6 separate regions of the Homo sapiens genome follow, and all the other regions are linked to region 3. Evidence: chromatin contacts called from ENCODE Hi-C or POLR2A ChIA-PET data. All regions are on one chromosome and are shown on one strand. The core of a region is the stretch at or near the end of the contact, and the rest is flanking DNA. Distances in the headings are between cores, read along the strand shown. Region 1 overlaps ATXN1 (ataxin 1). Region 2 overlaps JARID2 (jumonji and AT-rich interaction domain containing 2). Region 3 has its middle 93 kb from the start of LINC02543. Region 4 overlaps ATXN1 (ataxin 1). Region 5 overlaps ATXN1 (ataxin 1). Region 6 overlaps ATXN1 (ataxin 1).

Evidence for each region. A loop is a pair of places that touch in the nucleus more often than their neighbours do. ChIA-PET counts read pairs that join two places held with the same protein, here RNA polymerase II (POLR2A). Pooled maps may share reads with other maps.
Region 1: a pooled map shows a loop between it and region 3 (9-fold over the local background). The contact joins two enhancer-like sites. A Hi-C loop is called at or near these places in 11 of 37 single-sample maps with no recorded cell type and 8 of 50 pooled maps.
Region 2: a loop to region 3 is called in a pooled map, with 5 times the contacts of the local background. The contact joins two enhancer-like sites. A Hi-C loop is called at or near these places in 3 of 37 single-sample maps with no recorded cell type and 2 of 50 pooled maps.
Region 4: a loop to region 3 is called in a pooled map, with 6 times the contacts of the local background. The contact joins two enhancer-like sites. A Hi-C loop is called at or near these places in 4 of 37 single-sample maps with no recorded cell type and 4 of 50 pooled maps.
Region 5: a map with no recorded cell type shows a loop between it and region 3 (11-fold over the local background). The contact joins two enhancer-like sites. A Hi-C loop is called at or near these places in 8 of 37 single-sample maps with no recorded cell type and 4 of 50 pooled maps. POLR2A ChIA-PET finds 5 or more read pairs at or near these places in 1 of 52 experiments (OCI-LY7).
Region 6: a loop to region 3 is called in a pooled map, with 4 times the contacts of the local background. The contact joins two enhancer-like sites. A Hi-C loop is called at or near these places in 2 of 37 single-sample maps with no recorded cell type and 3 of 50 pooled maps. POLR2A ChIA-PET finds 5 or more read pairs at or near these places in 1 of 52 experiments (activated T-cell).

The regions. Positions count from the first base shown.
Region 1 is chr6:16,471,064-16,474,644 of GRCh38, reverse strand. The region is part of intron 6 of ATXN1 (ataxin 1); the gene reads left to right. Among named protein-coding and RNA genes, the nearest start is that of GMPR, 230 kb to the right of the region's middle. RefSeq lists an enhancer at 1,390-1,469. Within about 2 kb of position 1,349, at least 3 of the 41 ENCODE cell types and tissues checked have a DNase peak (open chromatin) inside an H3K27ac peak, as active enhancers do.
Region 2 is chr6:15,298,320-15,301,670 of GRCh38, reverse strand. All of the region lies in intron 1 of JARID2 (jumonji and AT-rich interaction domain containing 2), which reads right to left. Among named protein-coding and RNA genes, the nearest start is that of JARID2-AS1, 51 kb to the right of the region's middle. Within about 2 kb of position 2,035, at least 10 of the 41 ENCODE cell types and tissues checked have a DNase peak (open chromatin) inside an H3K27ac peak, as active enhancers do.
Region 3 is chr6:15,900,183-15,903,812 of GRCh38, reverse strand. No RefSeq gene overlaps it. Among named protein-coding and RNA genes, the nearest start is that of LINC02543, 93 kb to the left of the region's middle. RefSeq lists enhancers at 1,394-1,453, 1,954-2,233, 2,414-2,503. Within about 2 kb of position 2,237, at least 4 of the 41 ENCODE cell types and tissues checked have a DNase peak (open chromatin) inside an H3K27ac peak, as active enhancers do; they include OCI-LY7, where a contact is called at or near this core.
Region 4 is chr6:16,590,373-16,593,990 of GRCh38, reverse strand. All of the region lies in intron 3 of ATXN1 (ataxin 1), which reads left to right. Among named protein-coding and RNA genes, the nearest start is that of ATXN1-AS1, 170 kb to the left of the region's middle. Within about 2 kb of position 1,995, at least 4 of the 41 ENCODE cell types and tissues checked have a DNase peak (open chromatin) inside an H3K27ac peak, as active enhancers do.
Region 5 is chr6:16,419,111-16,422,762 of GRCh38, reverse strand. The region is part of intron 6 of ATXN1 (ataxin 1); the gene reads left to right. Among named protein-coding and RNA genes, the nearest start is that of GMPR, 180 kb to the right of the region's middle. RefSeq lists an enhancer at 1,510-1,559. Within about 2 kb of position 1,547, at least 9 of the 41 ENCODE cell types and tissues checked have a DNase peak (open chromatin) inside an H3K27ac peak, as active enhancers do; they include OCI-LY7, where a contact is called at or near this core.
Region 6 is chr6:16,503,988-16,507,658 of GRCh38, reverse strand. All of the region lies in intron 5 of ATXN1 (ataxin 1), which reads left to right. Among named protein-coding and RNA genes, the nearest start is that of ATXN1-AS1, 260 kb to the left of the region's middle. Within about 2 kb of position 1,559, at least 4 of the 41 ENCODE cell types and tissues checked have a DNase peak (open chromatin) inside an H3K27ac peak, as active enhancers do.

The DNA.
Region 1 (3,581 bases), core at 100-2,599, 570 kb before region 3:
TTGAATGAGGAGTAGATGTTAACCAGAAAACAAAGTGGATGTATCAGTTAGCATATACTGTGTAACAAGCCATCCCAACAGTTAAGGGCCAAGACCACAATCTTATGATTGTGGGTCACCTGGACTATTTTAGTCTGGGCCAGCTTGGCTGGGACTGGTTAATCCAGCATGGTCTCACTCACATAGCTACTAGAAGGCTGGTTTGCCTGAGAGATGGGTGATCTTCAGCTGGGACAGCTTGTCTCTGCTTCAGGTGGCCTCTCATCCTCCAGTAGACTAGTCTGAGCTTCTTCACTTTGCAGGCTAAGGGTTCCCAAAAGCAGCAAGAAAGGGCAAGCCCCAGTGCATGAGTGCTTTTCAAGCTCTGCTTCAAGATGCTTGCTAATTTCCCTTTAACCAAAGCAAATTACTTAATTTGTTCAGTTCAAAGGATGGGGAAACTCCAGCTCTAGTCACATGAGGACAACATGAGCAAAGCTCAAAGGTAAGAGAGAACATGGCATGTTGGAAGACAGCAAGTAGTTTGGAGTGGCTGGAGTCAGGCATATGTGAAGTCTCATGAAGAAAAAGCCAGATCATAAAGTGTCTTTTCAGTAAGTTCTGCTGAGGAGTTTAGAGTTTATCTTGAAGACAGGGGAGTGGTCATTGAAAGAGTTTAAGCAGGATGTTGACATGATCAATGAGATGTGTAGAGACATGGTTAGGTGGTAGAAGCCTAAAAACACTCGTTAGCCTAGACAATTCAGGAAGTTTCCAAAGAGATGACCCAGGGATAGCATAGGAGAAGATGGAAGGACTTGACTGAGAGGTGGCTCAAAGCTGACGTGTACTTTCAGAACAATGTGACCAGAAAAGAGGTTGGAGGCCCTTCAAGGTAGAGCAGAAAAGACAGAGGCTCAGGTCATCAGCAATATCCGTATGAATCTGGTGGGAGAACTCCACCAGTGTTCCTCACCTCGCTCCTTTGTGGGATCCTGCCAGACTCCAATGTCCTTGGGTTCTAAATAAACACCTACCAAGGGGCTGAGTCAAAGAGATTCCAGTCTCTGGAAGTGTCTTCTTGTCATTGTCATCACCCAGCCAAAGACTCTTTTCCTTCCAACATGTTTTTCCCTTTGACCTCAAAATAAACAATGTGTTCTAAAGGCTCTGGGGCACTCTCAAAATGCTTCTCTGACCTCGGATAGGACCATGCTTACCCATTAATTTCCAGATCTGACCTTTTCACTACACCTTTAAGCATAACTCTTTCAAAAGGCAAAAATAGAAATGACTGTTTCATTTCACCAAATTCAAGTCGCCAAGAGTGAGAACGTGTGGTTTTCACCGGTACGTTTGGGGACCAGTTTGTTGTCACTGAAACTGCCTGATATCGGGTCGGAGTGGCTGGGTATTTTTCAGTCCTTGGGGTTATAACTCAAATGTTGGAAGTGGTATCTTTTATAGGTAAAATTGAGGGAGGGGAGCATCAAAATGTGTGCGATGCAGATAATAATTTGCCAAGTTTTCTAATTTTTTTCATTAAAAAAGAACATACAGAAGAGTCTACAAGTAGGGCAGGCAGCCTTCATTCCTATGCTCTTTTCCTTGAGGGACACCTTCCCTAACCAAATAATTGAAAATAAATGGGAATTGTGGGAACAGAGGAAGACAAGAAGGAAAACTAAAAACCCAGGACCTAATCTTCCAGGGGCAGGCAGGCCACTTTTGTAGCTCAGATTCTGACCTTTTCTCCAATCAAAGAGTTCGAACAGACTGACTGATTGGAGTGCTCTGTCAGCATTAAACTCAATGCAGGGTTCTGCTCTGGCACCTTTAGGGGTGGTGGTTTAGACCCTCTGCGTGCCATGTCTTATCACCAGCACTGCTAACTGAATGGGATGCATTTTCAAAGACAGGAGAGGGTTTGAAAAACCCCAGGGCATGCTCGGAGCCTGCAGGCATTTGTTTGCTGCTGAGAACCATGGCAAGCATTTTTGACATTTTTATCAGAGTCTTAGTTAAACAATTATGTGGAGGACTGATAAAGAAGTGTGTGATAGGAGACTTCATAATTTAAAGTGCCCAAATTTGGTGAGCTTTATACTCATGTGAAATGGAAATGAAAACATGGCATGTTTTGGAATTCCTGATTCTGCTTATTTGCTTTAATAGCAGATCATTGCATAAACACTGACTCATTGCATTCTATACTGAAAGGAAGATATGGTTTGCTGTGTTCAATCTGGTCTGGCTTCCAGAACACAGTATAGAACAAGTGCCAGAAGAAGGGATGAGCTCAGCTTTATAGGTGACTGGAGAGATACCCAATTCCATGTTTTGTGCTGTACAAACACATGACCTTACATGAAGTTTTGCATAAAATATTGAAACAATACATTTCTCTTTATAAATATGTATGTAATCTGTTCTAGAGTGTATGGAGTAGACAGTAAAAAAAAATAGAATCTTCTTATTTTTGGAAGTGGGGTGAAGACGCAGGTGTGCATATGCTGCCACCTGCGTGTTATTTCACTGAGTTTTGTCAGGTTCTTTTCTTACTCATCTGCACTTTGTATGTTACCTTAAGCGCTGTAACCATTCTAAGCTGCCAGGGACATGGGTATGCAATCAAAGTCAACACTGTGATTAAAACCACCTCCTGTTGTTTACCTTTTTAGAAATTTTAATAATACAGTCAAGTCTGAAAGAGCAGAACTTTTCTCAAAGCTACACACTTGGTTGCCTCTTCTTGATTAATGCATGGGGGTGGTCACTGTAACCTAAGGTCTGACAGATGGTGCGGAGATTGATGAAGTTAAGGCCTGTTAGGTATTCCGAGTGTCTTATAAAGAAAAATAGGCTACCTTAATTCAAATTGTTGTTGCTCTTCCAACCTTCTCTTATGTAAACTCCCTGTATATTACAATGACAGACTCTCTCTCTTTCTGTCTCACACACACACACACACACACACGCATGCATGCACACATACGCACACTCCTGACATGCTCTACTGAAAGCTGCCCAGCTACAGAGAGGTGCGAATCTAATCCAGGGCACATGGCTGCTTTGCATTTCACTGGCTGTCTAGTGTCACTCTATGATATAGGCATAAGGTCATGACTGTGAGCTATCATTGTCACTTATCTTAATATTAAAACCCCTCTGATCCAATCTGTCTGCCTTATCTATTACATCATTCACATATCTAGATTCTTCAAACTTAACTACTCATTGCAGCAAACTCAGGAATGCCGAGCTCTAAGGCATCTCCATTTACTTCGTTCATCTCAATCTCAAATTACTAACCATAGTTCAGTTTCAGGATGACACTGAAAATTCAAAATTACTTCCTGTGATTAACTTACATTGTGATGGTTGGGAATTATTTCGCAGAAGACCTGTTCATCTTCTGATGAAGCCCTTTTCAAGTTTTGAATTGTGTGTGTGTGTGTGTGTGTGTGTGTGTGTTTTAATTGCCAGAAGTCTTTCAGATAGCAGGGAGATTATTGGAATGAGAAAGCAAAGCTTGTATGAAAACTTGTGGCAAAAGGTCATCTGTGCTGTGGGGGAAATTTCAAAGTAGGCGCAGTTTGTTT
Region 2 (3,351 bases), core at 786-3,285, 600 kb after region 3:
ATCACTATGGGAAAAGGAAGAGACTTACCCCACAAAAACTACTTTTAAGGACTTACAGACTATTGAGTTAATTCCACAAGAGAAAATAAAATGTGGTCAACAATACTCATTTCATGTAATACTCGCTTAGTGGAAAATGGACTGCAATCATCCATCAGTGTAAGTTAACCTCCACAGTCAATAAATAAACGCCACTTCTAGTCACTCAGATGAAACCCGGGTGAGAGGGCTAGAAAAAAAATAAAGGTATGAATGAGATGTAGTAAACCTCTGAATATCACACTGATGACTGATTTCAAGCCAAAATGTATAGAACTCATGACAGAAAGTGAAATCCACATGATTAATATGGTGTCACTTCCAAATGCATTAAAGGTCTGCTAATACTCTCGGCACTCTGTGAAAAAAGAAAAAAATTTTATAGTAAAGAAGAGCTCAAGTTCCCATTTGCTAACTCAGGTACCACCCTACCATTTTGCAGATTTTCCTCTTTATGTGGCCCTTGCTGTTCCTTTGGAATTTTTAAAGACCTGGGATTTGAGTAATTGTAGCCATTTCTGAAATAGTTATGGACAACCCAGTTACTTATACGCTGCTTTAAACATTTGCTTTTGAGTATCTGGTTTATAGAGAGACTACATTTGCAATCTTACCTAGTTCTTTCATATCCAGAACCTTCTTACCCCAGTATCATTTGCTTGCTGTCTACCAACAGTCACTCATTGATAACTACCACTGATAGAGTGTGGGTAACCTTAACCTTTTTCTGTCACCCTTCCGTCCCAGACCTAAACTTTCCAAGTAAGAATTCAACTTCTGTGCAACACCAGAGTCCTCATGGTTACTGCATCCTGTAACACCTCTAAGAATCATACATAAAGGGGGGACTGCTTGCTCCCTTTCTCCACCCCTCCTCTCTGTCTCTCTCTCTCTCTCTCTCTCTCTCTCACACACACACACACACACACACACACACACACACACACAACATGAGGACACTGGGTCTTTGCAAACAGGTTCTACTGTCCAGTAAGTGGCTAAGAAATTTCATTCATAACTCGAAACAGATAGACTCCAAAATGAGCAATCTATAATTTTAAATGTTGTCATTAGTCTCCTGGCTGCAAGCGGTTAAAGAAGGCCTTGCAAGCTCATGAATTACGGGTACAGTTTATTACTCTGAATGAGCTCACAACAAGCACAGTATCTCAGGAAGATGGGAGGGGAAGGTTTCCAGGCCCAAAAGCTTACATGGAATGCAGCTTAAATGTCACTTATCCAATTGCAGGGGAATGATCCCTTCTACTCCCATGCCCTTCTCCGCTTCCCTCCTTGTACACATGTATTGTTATACACCTTTCCTTAAAATATACATCACACCAGGCTTTGCTCATTAGCCTTAGAGGTTTTTAAGTGTTTACAAGAGAAAAGGTCCTGTGGTCAAAGAATTAAAAACAGGACAGAACACCCATCCAACCTTCACTGCGGAAAATTTTTCCAACAGATTTCTGCCTATCCCAACCCCAAATGCAGGAGATAAAGAAGCACACCCTAAATCAGAGGTTTCTTCTTACAAACACTGGGCCAATGAGAAATCATATTTTGAGCATACATGGCATTCCATGTTGGTCACTCATAGAAGAATGGGGACATTATAACCTTTTGGAGGTTGGGAGGAAACAGGCAGTTCAAGAGATATGCAGAATCCCACATCCACAGGGCCTGAGATACCAACAACACTGGCCGGACAGGACCCCCATTTTCCTAAGGGACAGTGGGTAAAGTACGAGAAAGGATGAAGCAATCATCCTCAAAGCAACCAGGTCAAACTACCAGAAAAAAATGACTCACTGCTAAATATCTTATCTCTTTCACCCACACCCAAGCCCACCCCGCTGAAGTGAGGAAACAGAGGCTGCCTGAGTAGCTTCCGGCCAAATGAGGACCGCTCTGCGAACTGCCACTGAGAACCATCTGTGTGGCGCCCAAACTCTGGTGCAGTGGCTGGAGAAAGGGAACTGAGACACAAGCCACAGGTTTTGGCAGTCTTCTTATTTCCCCCTAACTGGCCTAACTGAGCAGGAAACCAGCAGTTCTCAACGCAGGCCAACTGAGGTTCCAAATCCAACTCTACCTTCTCCAAACTATAAATTCCTTCCTACAGAAAAAGGGATGGCATCTATTTCTGACACAAAGCACAGGAGTCCTGATGAAAAGCTGGGACTCAACAAATGTTTTGGTTCCCTCTGAAACTGCCCCACCACCTCAGTATGCAAGACCTTAACTCATGATCCCAGTCATCCCTTCCTCTACCAAACACACCTCTGTTGTACACACACCTAAAATTTGAGAACCCAATGAAGATTACAAGCTACCTACTGATGCCCTCATCCTTACAAATTAGGTGGTGGCAGCAGGGACAAAAACTACACTCAACGTTCTTTACAAGACTTTGGTCCTTCTCAAAGGAGGCTCCAGAGAACCCTATGTCCAAGGGGTTGTATTCAAAATTAAGGCTCACGGGTCAGTGAAGTTTGACAAATGTCGGGTACAGATAGCCAGGTTTCTTTCCTTCAGATGTGTTCGTGTACACCATGATCCTCTTAGAACCCAAGCACCCCAAAATTATTTCACCACCAAAGCATCCTCTCTGCTCCACCCGCCCCCCACCCCCGCAAATAAAATCATTCTCAGAACACATTTAAGGATACCCAGCACTAACTTCTCTTGTTCTAGTTTGCTAGTGGATTGATTTGGGTCTTTACTGAGAGAAGGGAGTGTTTTTGTAAGTAATACATGTATAAATGTTCACTTTTAAAGATGTAAACTATACTGAGTATGGAGAGTAAAAATATGAAAGTTTATTTTCAGCAGCTCAGGGAAACTGGAAAAGGCAATTATCCTAATCCTCTGAGGTTTCAACCGTACAAATAACAGAAAGTTAACAAAACATAAGAAACTCAAGGAAATTTTTTCTTTTTTTTTTTTTTTGAGATGGAGTCTCACTCTGTTGCCCAGGCTGGAATGCAGTGGCATGATCTCAGCTCACTGCAACCTCTGCCTCCTGGGTTCAAGCAATTCTCCTGCCTCAGCCTCCCGGGTAGCTGGGACTAGAGGCATGCACCACCACACCCAGCTAATTTTTGTATTTTTCCTAGAGGCGGGGTTTCACCATGTTGGCCAGGCTGGTCTCCTGACCTCAGATAATCCATCCGCCTCTGCCTCCCAAAGTGCTGGGATTACAGGCGTGAACCACCGAGCCCGAAAAGATACCCATGGAATTCTGAGTTCTCACTGTAGCAATGAGTGCTCTTGGGAACCTTATCAGAACTGTCATTGCACTAACAACTG
Region 3 (3,630 bases), core at 988-3,487:
TTGAACTGTAGTTCACATAATTTCCACATGTCATAGGAGGGACCCTGTGGGAGGTAATTGAATCATGGGGACTGTTACTCCATGCTCTTCTCATGATAGTGAGATCATGAGATCTGATGGTTTTATAAGGGGCTTTCTCCCCACTTTGATCTGCACTTCTCCTCGCTGCCACCATGTGAAGACAGATGTGTTTGCTTCCCCTTCTACCATGATTGTAAGTTTCCTGAGGTCTACCCAGCCCTGTGGAACTGTGAGTCAATTAAACTTTTTTCCTTTATAAATTACCCAGTCTTGGGTATGTCTTTATTAGCAGCGTGAGAATGGACTAATACACCACCCAAGTCAGTTTATTCAACCAAGTATCTGTGAAACTACTATATCCATCAGCTAGGGCTGCTGTAACAAGTTACCACAAACTGTGTGGCTTAAGACAACAGAAATGTATTCTCTAACAGTTCTGGAGGTTAGAAGGCCAGAATCAAGGTGTCATTGGGGTTGGTTCTTTCCGGAGGTTTAGAGAAAGGATCTGCTTCATGTCTTTCTTCTAGCTCCTGGTGGTTGCCAGCAATCCCTGGCATTCCCTGGCTTGTGGCAGCATCACTCCAACCTCTGCCTCTGTCTTCACATGGCCTCCTAACCTGTGTGCATCCTCTGTGTCTGTGTCCACATTTTCCTCTTTTTCTAAGGACACCAATTATTGACTTTAGGGCTCAACCTAATCTAGTATGACTTCATCTTAAACTTAATAAAGATCCTATTTCCAAATAAGGTCACATTCACAGGTTCTGAGTAGAAATGAATACTGGGGAGAGACTATTCAACCCTACGGCAACCTTAAGAAGCCGTTTAACCTCTCTTAGTCTCAGCCTCTTTATCTGTACCACAAAGCATTCTTGTGAGGATGAAATGAGAAATCCAGTGAAAACAGTTCAGCATCAGCTTTGGTAGTCCAAAATGTTAGCTGCTATTGCTGCTAACCTGTCATCATCATCATCTTTCTTCTTCATCTTCATCAGCCACTAGAATTATTATTTTTTGAGACAGAGTCTTGCTCTTTTTGCCCAGGCTGGAGTGCAGTGGCACCATCTTGGCTAACTACAATCTCTGCCTCCCGGGTTCAAGCTATTCTCCTGCCTTAGCCTCCCAAGTAGCTGGGACTACAGGCACCCACCACCATGCCCAGCTAATTTTTGCATTTTTAGTACAGACGGGTTTTCACCATTTTGGCCAGGGTGGTCTTGAACTCCTGACCTCAGGTGATCCGCCCACCTCGGCCTCCCAAAGTTCTGGGATTACAGGCATGAGACACCACACTGGCCAGTCACTGGAATTATAGGAGCTATGAGAGACAAAAGGGACAGCTCACAGTCTCCACTCCCAAGTAGGTTCTGGTTTAGCTGTGGACACTCCACTAACATCCCTTACAGGCTAAAGTGCTGAGTGCTATGGTTAGGACTGCCAAGGAAGAGGAGGCCAGGGTGGATGTCACCTGAGTGGACAGCACAAAAGGCACCCAACACAAGTAAGTTTTTTTTTGTTTTATTTTATTTTAGCCAGGGTCTCGCTCTGCTACCCAGGCTGGAGTGCAGTGGCACAATCATAGCTCACTGCAGCCTCAACTTCCTGGGCTCAAGCAATCCTCCCACTCAGTGTCTTGAGTAGCTACGACTACAGGGGGGTGCCACCATGTCTGGCTAATTTTTTAGTTCTTGGAGAAATGGGGACTCACTAATATGCCCAAGCTGGTCTTAAATTCCTGGGCTCGAGTACATCTCTTGCCTCACCCTCCCAAATTGTTGGGATTACAGGCATGAGCCACCATGCCCAGCTTTGAAAGGATTCTTAGGAGCAACATGGACCCCAACGGAGCTATGACTCACTGCCTTGAAGGGAGTGGTCTCTTCATTTCCATGCCATGAAACGTGCTCAAGGGCACACAGTCATATCACTCCTGAAGCTGAGATGCTTTCACTTCTCCTTGAAGAAGCATATCTCTAACCAAAATAACATTGCCTGTCATTTTGGTGAAACATCTTTGAGGTTTTGAGCTCATGGGAGTCCCAGGGGAGGAGAAACGTCTGACCTTCTTTACTAACCTTAAAGTCTCAGACAAAAATCATAGGTGGAGCTCTTCCCATCTGAATTTGCAATGCCTGTACAAAGTTAGCTGCCACGTGAAAACTATAAAGTGTGTGTTAGAATGTTTCTACTGTTAGAGTAGATAGGCAGATATGAGCAGGGCAGGAGAGGGCACCCCCAGGAGTGTCAGGTGACCATCAGGTGATGATCAGGCGGTTGTTAAACTCTCTCTGAAATGATAATTGGTCACAGCCGGCACCAGGCAAAGACAGGCTCCCAGTAGATAGAAAATACCTGGAGCTGGTGATCAGCAGCTTCTCAATAAGAGTTCAGGGGTTGGACAAGCAGGCCCAAGCATGCACACTAAGAGGCAAAGTGGCAGGTATATGACCTTCACCTGGGAACAGTCGACCGGTAAAGGAAAATTGCCCCTAGAGAGCATGCGCGCAACTGCAGTAAAATAAACTATGCACGCAGTCACCCTCCCAAGTGCTGAGCAACACTGTGCATGTGGTGGTTGAGCAACAGCCCGCCCCAAGGGAAGGATCAAGGGAGGAGAAAAGAAAGCCCCAAAATCATGCCAATGTATAAATCCCCAAGTCAAAGGCTGAATGGGGCGGTTGGCCTCTCAAGTTGCCAGCTTGGCCTTTTTCCATATGTACTTTGCTTCCTTTTGCTTCTGCTCTAAAACATTTTAATAAACTCTCATCCCTGCTCTAAAACTTGCCTCAGTCTTTCCCTTTGCTTTAAACCTGTGTCTGCCCCTCAGCAGAATTTTTTCCTCCAAGGAGACAAGGATCGAGTTTGCTGCAGATTTGTGTGAATTCCACCACTGGTAACACTACCACTGCTGGAAAGCTTGAGATGTTGCGTGCAAGAGACCTAGAGTCAAAAACATCCATTGTTGGCTGGGCTCACGCCTGTAATCACGAGGTCAGGAGTTCAAGACCAGCCTGGCCAAGATGGTGAAACCCCATCTCTACTAAAAATACAAAAAAACTTAGCCAGGCACGGTGGCGGGCGCCTGTAATCCCAGCTACTCAGGAGGCTGAGGCAGAAGAATAGCTTGACCTCGGGAGGCGGAGGTTGCTGTGAGCTGAGATTGCACCACTGCACTCTAGCCTGGGCAGCAGAGCAAGACTCCATCTCCAAAAATAAAAATAAAAATAAAGTACATTGCTAAAAACCATACTTTGGAGCACTCAGTGGCTGTTTAATTGAGAGTGCAATTGGGATTTCCTTTTTTCTAACCTTTCCATGTGGAGAGGACTCTGGAAAAATAGTGACTGCTGGCCTGTGCATGTACACGTCTGAAGTGTACTGCTGAAGTAACTAGCTTTCTTTAATCTGCAGAAGACCTTGCCTTTCATACTGGTATTATAAATAAGATGAATTCTGTTCATCAATAAGTAGGGACTTAAAGACAAAATTGTTCCTTTAATAATAGATCCGCTGGGCAAAAATAATCTGATTGGCTTCTTTGATATGAGATGAAAGATAAATTGATTCATGTAAATGTGTTTCCCTTTGGAGAGTACTCCAGTGCACTGA
Region 4 (3,618 bases), core at 746-3,245, 690 kb before region 3:
GTCTAATATATAATAATTAGACTAATATGTATAATAATTGGACTAATATATGTATTAGCTTCTATCTCTCCAGACTAATATATATATATATTAGTCTATTGAGAACCTTTATATATATATATATATATATATGCACACACACATATACACGTACATACATACATATATATAATTTTTTGCTTCACAGAATGGAATATTATACAGCAGTGAATATGAAGGAACTATAGTAGCTACCTGTAACAACATGGCTAAATCTTAGAAACAATATTGTGTGAAAAAAACTAGTCACAAAAGACTATATACAGTATGATAGTATTATAAAGTTTAAAATCAAGCACAATTAAACTATGTATTTTAGAGAGTGATAGATAGAAAATTTAAGATAGTGGTTACCCCTGGAGAGAAGGCAGGAGGATGGCTTAGGGAAATAGCAAATAGGTAGATGGATCAAAATACCCCTAAATGTCTAGTTCTCAAATAGGGTGGTCGGTGTATGCCTGTTCATTTTATTCTTATGCTTCACAGGTTACGTACATGTTAGTGCATTCTTTTGTGGGTTACAAACATTGCATGATAGAAATATTTTTAAAGTGATAGCATGTCAGAATTATGGCTTGTTTTTTCCATCTCTATTTCCTAACATTCTCTTTCCATAGTCCCCAGGGAGGGGGCTTGAGATCACACAGGAGTAATTAGAAGGTCTGCTTCTGACAGTGTCGCTCCTTGAGTGGTGGAGGTTTTAGGGGGAGGCTGACAGTAACTACTGAGTGGAATTGAGAGGTGAAGCCAGCTGGACTTCCTGGGTCGAGTGGGGACTTGGAGAACTTTTCTGTCTTCCAAGGGTATTATAAAATGCAGCAGTCAGTGCTCTGTAGCTAGCAAGAGGTTTGTAAAATGCACCAATCAGTGCTCTGTAAAAATGCACCAGTCAGTGCTCTGTAGCTAGCAAGAGATTTGTAAAATGCACCAATCAGTACTTTGTAAAATGGACCAATCAGCAGGGTTCTAAAAGTAACCAATCATGGGGAGGATTGAGAAAAGGGCGTTCTGATAGGACAGAAACAGGACATGGACGGGAAAAATAATGGAATAAAAGCTGCCCCCCCCAACCCCCCACCCCCACCCGCACCAGCCACCAGTGCAACCTGCTCAGATTCTTTTCCAGCTGTGGAAGCTTTGTTCTTTCACTCTTTATGATAAATCTTGCTGCTGTTCAGTCTTTTGGGTCTGTGCCATCTTTAAGAGCTGTAACAGTCACCGCAAAGGTTAGCGGCTCCATTCTTGAAGTCAGCGAGACCACGAACCCACCAGAAGGAACCAACTCCAGACACAGAATCAGCTAGGAGACGTGGGTGCTTTCTGTATAGTGCTTCCTACCAAAAGCCTAGAAAATCTTGGGGCGTGGAGAAAAGAAAATCCATCAAGTAAAGGCTTGATCACCTCTTGGAAAACCCATATTCATTGTCCCAACAGTGACTAATACGTCTAACTGTGGGCCTGGGTAGGATATTATGAGAAACCTGTTCTTTTGGTGCCCACCTTTCTTTTCTGAGCAACACGTGGTCTTCTGAGTGAGGCAGGAGTCCGGCATATGCGTGATGATGTAATATGTTAGGCAGCCAGGCCCTCACCTTTTCAAAGGTTCGATCTTGAAAAATCAAAGGTGGATATGTGAGAAATAAGCCCATATAGGAATAAGAATGACAATGGAAGTGGAAAATGTAAGTTGGGACTGATGTTCTGCTGCTTTGAGTACTGAAATTCTCTGCTGCTCGGATTCATCATCACTGAAGTGCTGGCCAGTACTGGGAGGGGGGCAGAGCTCTCCCGGGAGTCGTCGCTTATTCTGAAACAGCTGAGCAGAATAATGAGTGACAGGCTGGTGGTGGGGAGGTTGAGTCTTACTCCGGATTTCCATTAAATGAGTGCATGGAATCAATAGCTAACTGAACATTTGTCTTTAGAACACCCAGGGGCCCCTGGGGAATTTGGTATTTTCAGTCTAATTCTCAGACAGGAAAATGCGCAGCATGACTATTTTTTAAAATAGTTTCAACATCTTTTATGTAATGCTGATGCATCTGGAAGTGAAAACGCTAAGAGTTTCATTTCACTAAAAAATGGATTTTTTTTGGCTTTAACCTTTAAGTTGAAATCACAATTAGTGGCCTTTTCACCATAGTCATAAGAGTATCAAAGTGTGTGTATTCACCCACACATCAAACCAGTGTTTACTGAGAGTATATTCTGTGCAAAGAATTGTGCAGTTTGTTATGAAAAATACAGAGACCTCGCTGGGGCCCCTAAGGAGCTCATAGTCTAGAAAGGGAGACAGATCATTACACGGCAGGGAAAATACAATATGTATGGGAGCATGTCACAAAGGAAGTGACATCGAGCTGAATCTTAAAGGAAGAGCAATGCTTGAATGAATGAGGACATCCCTGATTGAAGGACCAGCATAATGAACAAAGAATTTTGCCTTATATTACTAAGATTCCATCAGATGTTATGACGCAAACATAAGCATCATGGTAATGAAATTAATAGTAAATTTAAATAAAAATGATCAAATTAAGACTTTTTTGGTTTTGTCTATTCTACCTTCTCATTTTAATTATGTTGCAAAGAACCATATACTTAGGGTAAACTGGTCAATAGCTGTGGCCATGGAATAGAATTATAATTCAATTTAAAAGGAGTTTAATAGTCTCATGGTAAATGAATAGGTTACAGCTGGGCACTGTGGCTCACACCTGTAGTCCCAGTTCTTTGGGAGGCCTAGGTGGGAAGATTGCTGGAGACCAGTAGTTTGAGTCCAGCCTGGGCGACATAGCAAGACCCTGTCTCTACTAAAAAATTAAAAAAATAGTTGGGCGCAGTGGCTCACGCCTGTAATCACAGCACTTTGGGAGACCACATGCTGGTCGAGACCATCCTGGCCAACATGGAGAAACCCCATCTCTACTAAAAATACAAAATTAGCTGGACGTGGTGGTGCATGCCTGTAATCCCAGCTACTCAGGAGGCTGAGGCAGGATAATTGCTTGAACCTGGAAGGCGGAGGTTATGGTGAGTGGAGATTGCGCCATTGCACTCCAGCCTGGGCAACAGGAGTGAAACTATGTTTCAAAAAAAAAAAAAAATTAAAAAATTAGCCAGGCATGGTGGCGTGTGCCTGTAGTCCCAGCTACCCAGGAGGCTGAGGTGAGAGGACCACCTGAGCCCGAGAGGTTGAGGCTGAAGTGAGCTGTCATCACACCACTGCACTCCAACCTGGGAAACAGAGTGAGAACTTGTCTCAAAGAAAAAAAAAAAAGAATGTTATGAATTTAGTATTTTTATACTTCCCCTACAACTCTAGTATCTCTGAGGAAAAGCCTCAATCAGAAAAATGATTTGCTTTGGGGTTTTATCTTTTATCAGTGATAAATGTGAATTGAGAATAGAAATCTCAAAATGCAATAATGATAGTACTTTATATTTCAGTAGGACTTAATATATAAAACTCTAATATGCATTATTTAAATTTGGCCAATATGCAAGAGAAAAGCAACATAGGGCAGAATTATGAGTTTGCTTCGTAAAATAACTATTACCAGTTCATTCTGTTCAACT
Region 5 (3,652 bases), core at 298-2,797, 520 kb before region 3:
CATTTTTTGTAGCGTTTTCCCTACTTGAGGAGGCTGTTGTGAAGGGCAGGATTCTTCACTGAATCTTTATTGTAAAAGGCATAGGTGTGTCTTGGGTGGATTCCAGTTCTCAGGTTGATTTGCTTGACAACTCTTAGGAAGGAACAATTAATACTGCTGCCCCTCAACTAGCTAGGGAGATTTCACTGTGGAGGTAGAAGTCGGATTCACTGAGGCAGAATTGCCAGGGCTTGAGACCCTTCATGCCTCTCTTTTCCAAGTCTCTCTCTCCAAGAAAGGGTGAACTTTTCAAGTCAAAGAGCAGGGACGTAAATAAATGCAGTTATGGCTGTCTTAGGAGGATCCATTCACTTAAGGCAAAGGTCTTAGAAGTTACAGAAGAGGAGAGAGAATGGGAACTACTGTGGCACCAGGATGTCTGGAGAAGAGAAAGTGCGCTTACTGTGCACAGCTTCCTCTCCCTCACCTGCGCCACGGTGAACCCACCTATATCTTTCTGCTGGCAAAAACATTTGCTCAGTGTGTCGCCGGAGTACTTGAGTGTCTGATATTTCTCAAGGCAGAATCTACCTCACTGTCTCTGAAACCTCAAAATATGTGGCCCTCTCGAAGGATAACAGTTGGCAGCAACCTAAGGCTGTTCTGCTCCAACTTGGAATGAAGAGGAATATGATTTGGCCATTCTTCTTAGCACAGAGGCAAATAAAAAAAAAAACCCTTATATACTTCAAAAGATGAAGATCTTACTTCTTACTGGCTATCTTTGCACCAGGTCCTGGGATTGGCATATAATAAAAAATGCATATGCAGTGGCCATGAAATGGGCTTAAAGGTCAATCTTGGCTGCCAGTCGTGGCTAAACTGCATTGTATTCCATGTTTTTTTCCATATTGCCCCTGCAGTGTACATATACATGCACAGTCATGGCCCCTGCACACTGTGTACACACTCACGCCTGCACACATGTATGCATATCAACGCCTGCACATGTACTTGTATGCACACTCACCCACACATGTGCATTTGTGTGCACTCACTTCTGCACACCTATTTGCATGCACGCTCATCTCCCACAAATATGTATGCATGCACACTCACGCCCCCCCCACCCTCCCGTGTGAAACTCTGCACCTGCTTGTCTTTACCCTCACCCTTGAACCTGTGTATAACCTCATAAAGTAGGAAGAAGCCCAGTGTTGAACTCTACAGCCTTTTACATTCAAAATGGTTTTGAAAAATGCCCATTCAGAGGAACAGGAAAGCACCAAACCTAAAAGGTCTGAGGACCTTTCCATGCTTTCTGTCTCCTAATCTCAGAGCTGTACCAATCTGTTATTTAAAAATTAGTCATTATTTATCCAAGGCAGGAGGGGACAAATGTAACTGTTAGTTCAGTAAATGATTTCATTCTTTTTTTTTTCCTGTGTCCTTTCTACTGTTAAAGTGACGAAAATGACACCACGGTTTGATATGTGGGGTTGGTTTCAGTTTGAATAATCTCATCCTTAGCTGCATGTGAACTCATGTCTTCTCACACTCTATTAGATAAAAGCCTAAAACAGGAAGGCCAGAAACAACTGTTTTTAAAAAGCTCATGCTACCCTGGCAACTTAAGTTGGAAGAACCTAATAAATAAATACAAAGCTGCCCCTCTGTCCTAATGTACTTCTTCTGAATTCCAGCTGGGCACCTCATGGTTTCATGCCTGAATCACAAAGGCGAGTGCCAGTACCCAGCCAGAGCAGTTTTCCTACCATAAACCAGTAAATGTGTGTGTATCACATGTAAGTCAGGGTCAGATGGGGAAAATCAACTACAAAACCGCAGAGACATTATGCAAAATTGGATTACGTACATGTTTTCAGTTTTGTCTCTTAGCAGTTTAAGTCTTTAATTAAAATACACACGAGAGAGAGAGACAGAGAGAGAGAGAGAGAATCTGTAACTGTTAGATTTTATAGGCCCCGGTTATGAGATAATAGCCTTCCAAGTAATTTTTATGGGTCATTCTATCTAGTGGCAACTTAGACTATAAAGCCATCTCCCAGCTTCCCAAAAGTAATGTCTGTTTTCTCACTTTCTAATAATTACTTCAGATTTGAAAGTAAGGAGTTGTCACAGTGAATACAAATTAGAGTCAGCTTCAGGGTATTACTAAATGTGGATTGTTTTGTTCCGAGTTTTATCCATTTTAGGCAGAGTAACATGATCATTTATATACATCTGCCTCTATGCAGGCTGTGTAGACATACTCAGAACACCAGCTTCACCTCTTCAGTCTTCTAAGACAGTCTTTCTAATACTCTATATTGTCTAATAGCTAAGCTATTGTTAAATAAAAACACGCAAATGTTTGCAGTTAGGCTCCCCCCTCCATTCTCAACCTCTTAAGTGATACAGACAGTAAATGCATTTTGATGTTTATTTAGAAAGTTGGCATCCTGGGACTGTTCACAAGATAGCTAATTTGTCTGAAGGTCCCCAGAGACAGTGAAAGTCATCCCACCATCTCTCTAGCTGCCCTCATACCGGGGAAGTAAAATGCAGCATAGAACACTGCAGCTCACGTTATGGAGAACAGTGGTGCTATGGTGATTTCCTTTCTATTCAAATCATTTAGTGAGGATTTACATAATTTGCATTAACGTGTGACTTTCGATCACTTATGCTGCAGCAGAGTATTCGTTGCCTATGTTCTCTAAGGCACCAGTGTGGTGGTTCATGTGTCCTTGTATAAAAGATTACTGTCCTCCCCATCCCCAGTCTTTGTATCTGTGCACCAGAACAAAATGCCCTCGGATCATGGCCACCCAGGCCAGAGAATGAGGACCCACACTTTAAAAACCCTGTAGATGATAGGATGAGCGGTCCTCATCCGTCCCCTCCCTGAGAGTGAGGTTGGGTTGGAGTAGAAGGATGGACTCTGCCAAATGATGACAGCAGCCCTGAGAGTCCTTCTCACAGGTGGCCAGCTCTGTCCCCTCCAGCCTCACCACACATTCCCCTAGTACACAAAGGCAGACCCGGGCAGCCACTCAGCATGCACATGTAGCAGTGTCCCCTGTACACTGGTACCCTCAAGGCCTCCCTGGCACCTTTGCTTGTTACGTTGGCTGATTTCTTCAAAGGGAAATATGGGATGTGGTGCAGCCTGGCCCTCACACACTCTGAAAATAGCACTGCCCAGGGCCAGGCCTTTTCCTTTGCACACTGCCATACCCACCCTGGAAAGTACTCCATGGTTGTATCACAAGAAAACAGCCATTTGGGCATTTTAAATTACTCAAAATATTATAAAAATATTTATAAAATATATTAATGTATATATTTATAAAATACAAAGAGTATATGATTACCAGGCAAATGAGTAGACAGTGATAGAACTATCATAAGAATAGGATTGGCTATTAATTATAATAATGATTGGAATAGATAACATTTATTGAACATGTATTATGTGCCAAGCACTGTGCTAAAATATTTACATGCAGCAGTTCATCAAAAGCTCATGGGAAGCCATGTGCAGTGTCATGCACCTGTACTCCCAGCTACTTGGGTGGCTGAGGCAGGAGGATCACTTGAGCCCCAGAGTTTGAGCCTAGCCTAGGCAACATAGCAAGAACCCATCTCAAAGAAGAAAACAATACAAAAA
Region 6 (3,671 bases), core at 310-2,809, 600 kb before region 3:
CAATAAACTTTGTAAGAACTCAAAAATTAAGGGTACTTAGGCTTTTCTGAGGGCTTTCTTTGGAGAAAAATTACCTTATATTATATTACCTTTTATTCAGGCATACATAATAATTGTAAATTTGGCTTTGGAGACTTCAGTCAAAGAAAGAGCTTCTATACAGGAAAAGCCCTTAAACACTAATATAGTGATTGAGCCCATTGCTCATAAATGTTTGCTAAGAAAAATACTTGTCTGGCGTATTCAAAGGTCAGTCTTTCCTAGAGGCATGAGGAACGTTTCAGAGTTCCTTCGGACATTGCAGTGCTGTGGCTGGATGATGCCACTTACCCATCTATTTATCCATTTATTTATTCATTAACTTCAAACACCTTCTATAGTGCAGAGAATTTCTAAATACCATATATTAGAAAATCTTTATTTTATGAGTTTGGCTGACAAGGGTAGGAATAACAACAGATATTAAACCAAAAAGTTTTGCATTACTGAAAAAATTGGACAAATTCATATTAAAAGTTCCTAACCAAAAATCTCACAGATATGATGCAGTAATTGAAATCCATCATATTCTAAGGCTTAAAGCATGATGATCTGCTTCTACAGTGATAATTTGGGTAAGAAGGACAGTGTTCTAAAAAAGCAGCCTTAATATATAACACGGAGGAGTATATGTATTTTGGTCACCGGCCATTTGTCTGTCCATCCATCCATCTGTCCATTCATCCATCCAGCTGTACATACATCCCTACATCCTTTGGTTTATTTCAGTGGTGTCAACTCATTACATGGCGTTGAATGATGTTATCAATAATCATTGGCATGCCCTTTACTCCCTTAGGGTAGAAGAGAATTAGGTAAAAGGTAGTACTGAAAAAATGTTTTCCCCTCTTGCTGCAAAGTTATAAGCTTTTGTTTCCTAATCAGGCCCACTAGACCACATTTTGCCAGTGAGCCTCCACTGAAACAAATAATGATAATGTTCATTTCACATCTTTGACCTGGGAATTGCAGAGTGATTTACCAACATTAACTCATCAATTCTCCTAACACTTCTGAACAAGACATTATAATATATCATTGAATTCATCATGTAAATGGATTCTGTGTTTTCCAGAGAATTTCAATATCCTGGCCACCAATTACATAGGGAGTGAGGAGAAAAATTAAAACAAAAATTACCCTTTTCTGAACTACTGTCTTGTGGCCTGATCTCCATCAGAATGTCTTATTTTCTGGAAATTTTAAAAGGGGGAGGTCAGAGGAGACATCAGCTTTGCTTATGTAAAACTATTAAATAAAATCATACTAGAGAAAAATCATTAGAAAATGACCATTTCCCTTAAACCACTTTCTTCATTTGACTCATTGCTTAATAAAATGATGAACTTGAAACGATGCTGCCTGCTCCATGTCACCCAAATGATGAGTCACATCATGTGAACAAATGGAAATAAATCACCAGCGAAAAGGCCAAACTTCTGTGCTACCCTAGAAATATTTTCTATTTTTCCAGGGCTTCCAATGATCTTCCATTCCTGTTTAACTCAGCTTATAGTAAGCCCTGATGCCAAGATTTTCTGAGTTCCCTGCCAAAACCATGATGCTCTCAGCCTGGGCCTCTCTTCTAGGAGGGAAGACACTGCCCTCCAGATGAAGTGAAAAGGAGAATCACAAAAAGAGGATTATTCCTTATGGGAGGAAATGGGACACGTGCTGCTTATTGTAACATCATTCGCCATTCGTTGGGTATATGGAGGCTTTTATGAGAAAGCAGAGGTTTTTATAACTCATTTACTCTGGCAAGTGAAGCAACACTAAAATTACTTAAGTGTTTAAAAGATAGACGCATAGTAGTTTATGTTCTCAGTCATCTTATTACTGAGACCCTAATTTGCTTTCGTTAAACTGTCGGTTCTCCCTGAGAGTGCTATTGTTATCGGAGCCTCATAACCGTGTACACGGGTCAGTGATGGTACAATATTTCCGGAAATTTAAGTCCTCCATAAGTAGTCAATTGCAGGTTGTTTTAAGGAACAAAGACTGCTTTTCCAGCAAGCCTGGCTTGTGTTCCTATTAAGGCCCCTTCTTTTTTATTGCAAGGGGAAATTTCAAAATCTCATTGCTGTATTTAACTTTCTATTTTAGTAGGCTGCCAGTGCACTTAACCTTCCATATAAAGCTTATATGCGTTTATGCGTTCTTTCCCTTATTAACTTTTTAAGGTTTGGGATGTCAGCCTGACCTAATGATAGAATATGCAAAAATAGTCCTGATACCAGCACCCTGAGCCCACCTAATAAGGGACCTTTTTCATACTGTTTACTTATTTCTGAGTAACAGAAAGTCTGATGGTTTGGTGCTGGCTGGTTAAATTCAACACATGGTAAGCTTGCCTGTTAGTGAAGAAGGTTGAGATTTGGGCTGCCGGTATGTTTTCTTCTTTCAGGCAAGGACTGAGTGGCTTCCCCATGTGTGCCTAGGTGTCCAGCTGACCACAGCTGAGAGGGATAAGCAGGGATTGTGTCCAGCTGAGTTTGGGCCCCTCACTCAGTGGCCTACGTTCCTCGGAGGGTGTGTGTAATTAGCTGCTGAGTAGTAGAAGGCAGTAGCCATGATCCCAGTTGGAAAATAGAAGTAGAGCTAAAGCTAAAAAAAAAAAAAAAAAGGAAACAGGAGAGCTGATTGCAGGAGGAGGAGGAGGTGGGCTCTTGCTATTTTCTAGAGCCTGAACCAACCATGCAAAGTAGAATAGCAGGTGTTGCAGCTCTTTCCCCCAGGAGGACTCCTGAGCCTCGTAAGAAGGTCAGAGAGCTGGTTGAATGTTGGTGCAGGAAGCACGTCAGGAACAGCTTAACACTGGTTTAATTTTCATTTCCCCTGTGTTATTTTACACATGAGGGGAGTCTGAGGCTGAGCGCCGTGGAGAGGTCTTTGTGGGGAGCAGTTCACGTCAGATCCAGGCCTGGTCACCTCCTGGCCTCATCCCATTCACCTGAGTGACTTGTCACCCTTTTCAAGTCCTTTTCCTTCTTTGCTTTTTGCTTCTCCAAGTGTGAGATTGGCAATGTGATCATTATATGAAAAACATTTAAAATTAAAAACGATTCTGTGCAAATATGAAATAGATACCAGTTTTCTTTGATTTCTGTAGTGTCACTGATGATAATATGCACTGTAGATTAAATGATTAGTTTCTGGGGGTGGGGGTGCTACCACTCTTTTATGTACCAATCATATATAAAATAAGTCCTGAGTTCAGAAATGTTAAAATGACAAAAATCACATGGTTGTCATATATAAGCTATGTGTGTTGTATACAGGCTGTTTGACACACAGGCCCTGTTCTTTACAAGGCATGCTTTCTGGAAGCCCAAACCAGTCCCAGGAGTGAAAGCTGGCTCCTAGCAATACATGCGAGTAGGAGTCAGTGAGGGCTTAGGAAAATTATCCAGGAAATTCATTTTGAGCAGCCCAAACTGCTAGCTAGTAGCTAAGCTAGTAGGCAGGAGTTTCATTGACCACATGTCTCAACCACATTTACCACATTTCTTGCTAAAGATGCCCTAAGTGGGGCTGAAAGGCACAAGATATATAGCAGGTGGGGGCAAGGGGGAAGTGAAGAACCTGGGTACCCCACACCCTAGATCATTCAATTACATTTTTAAGAATTT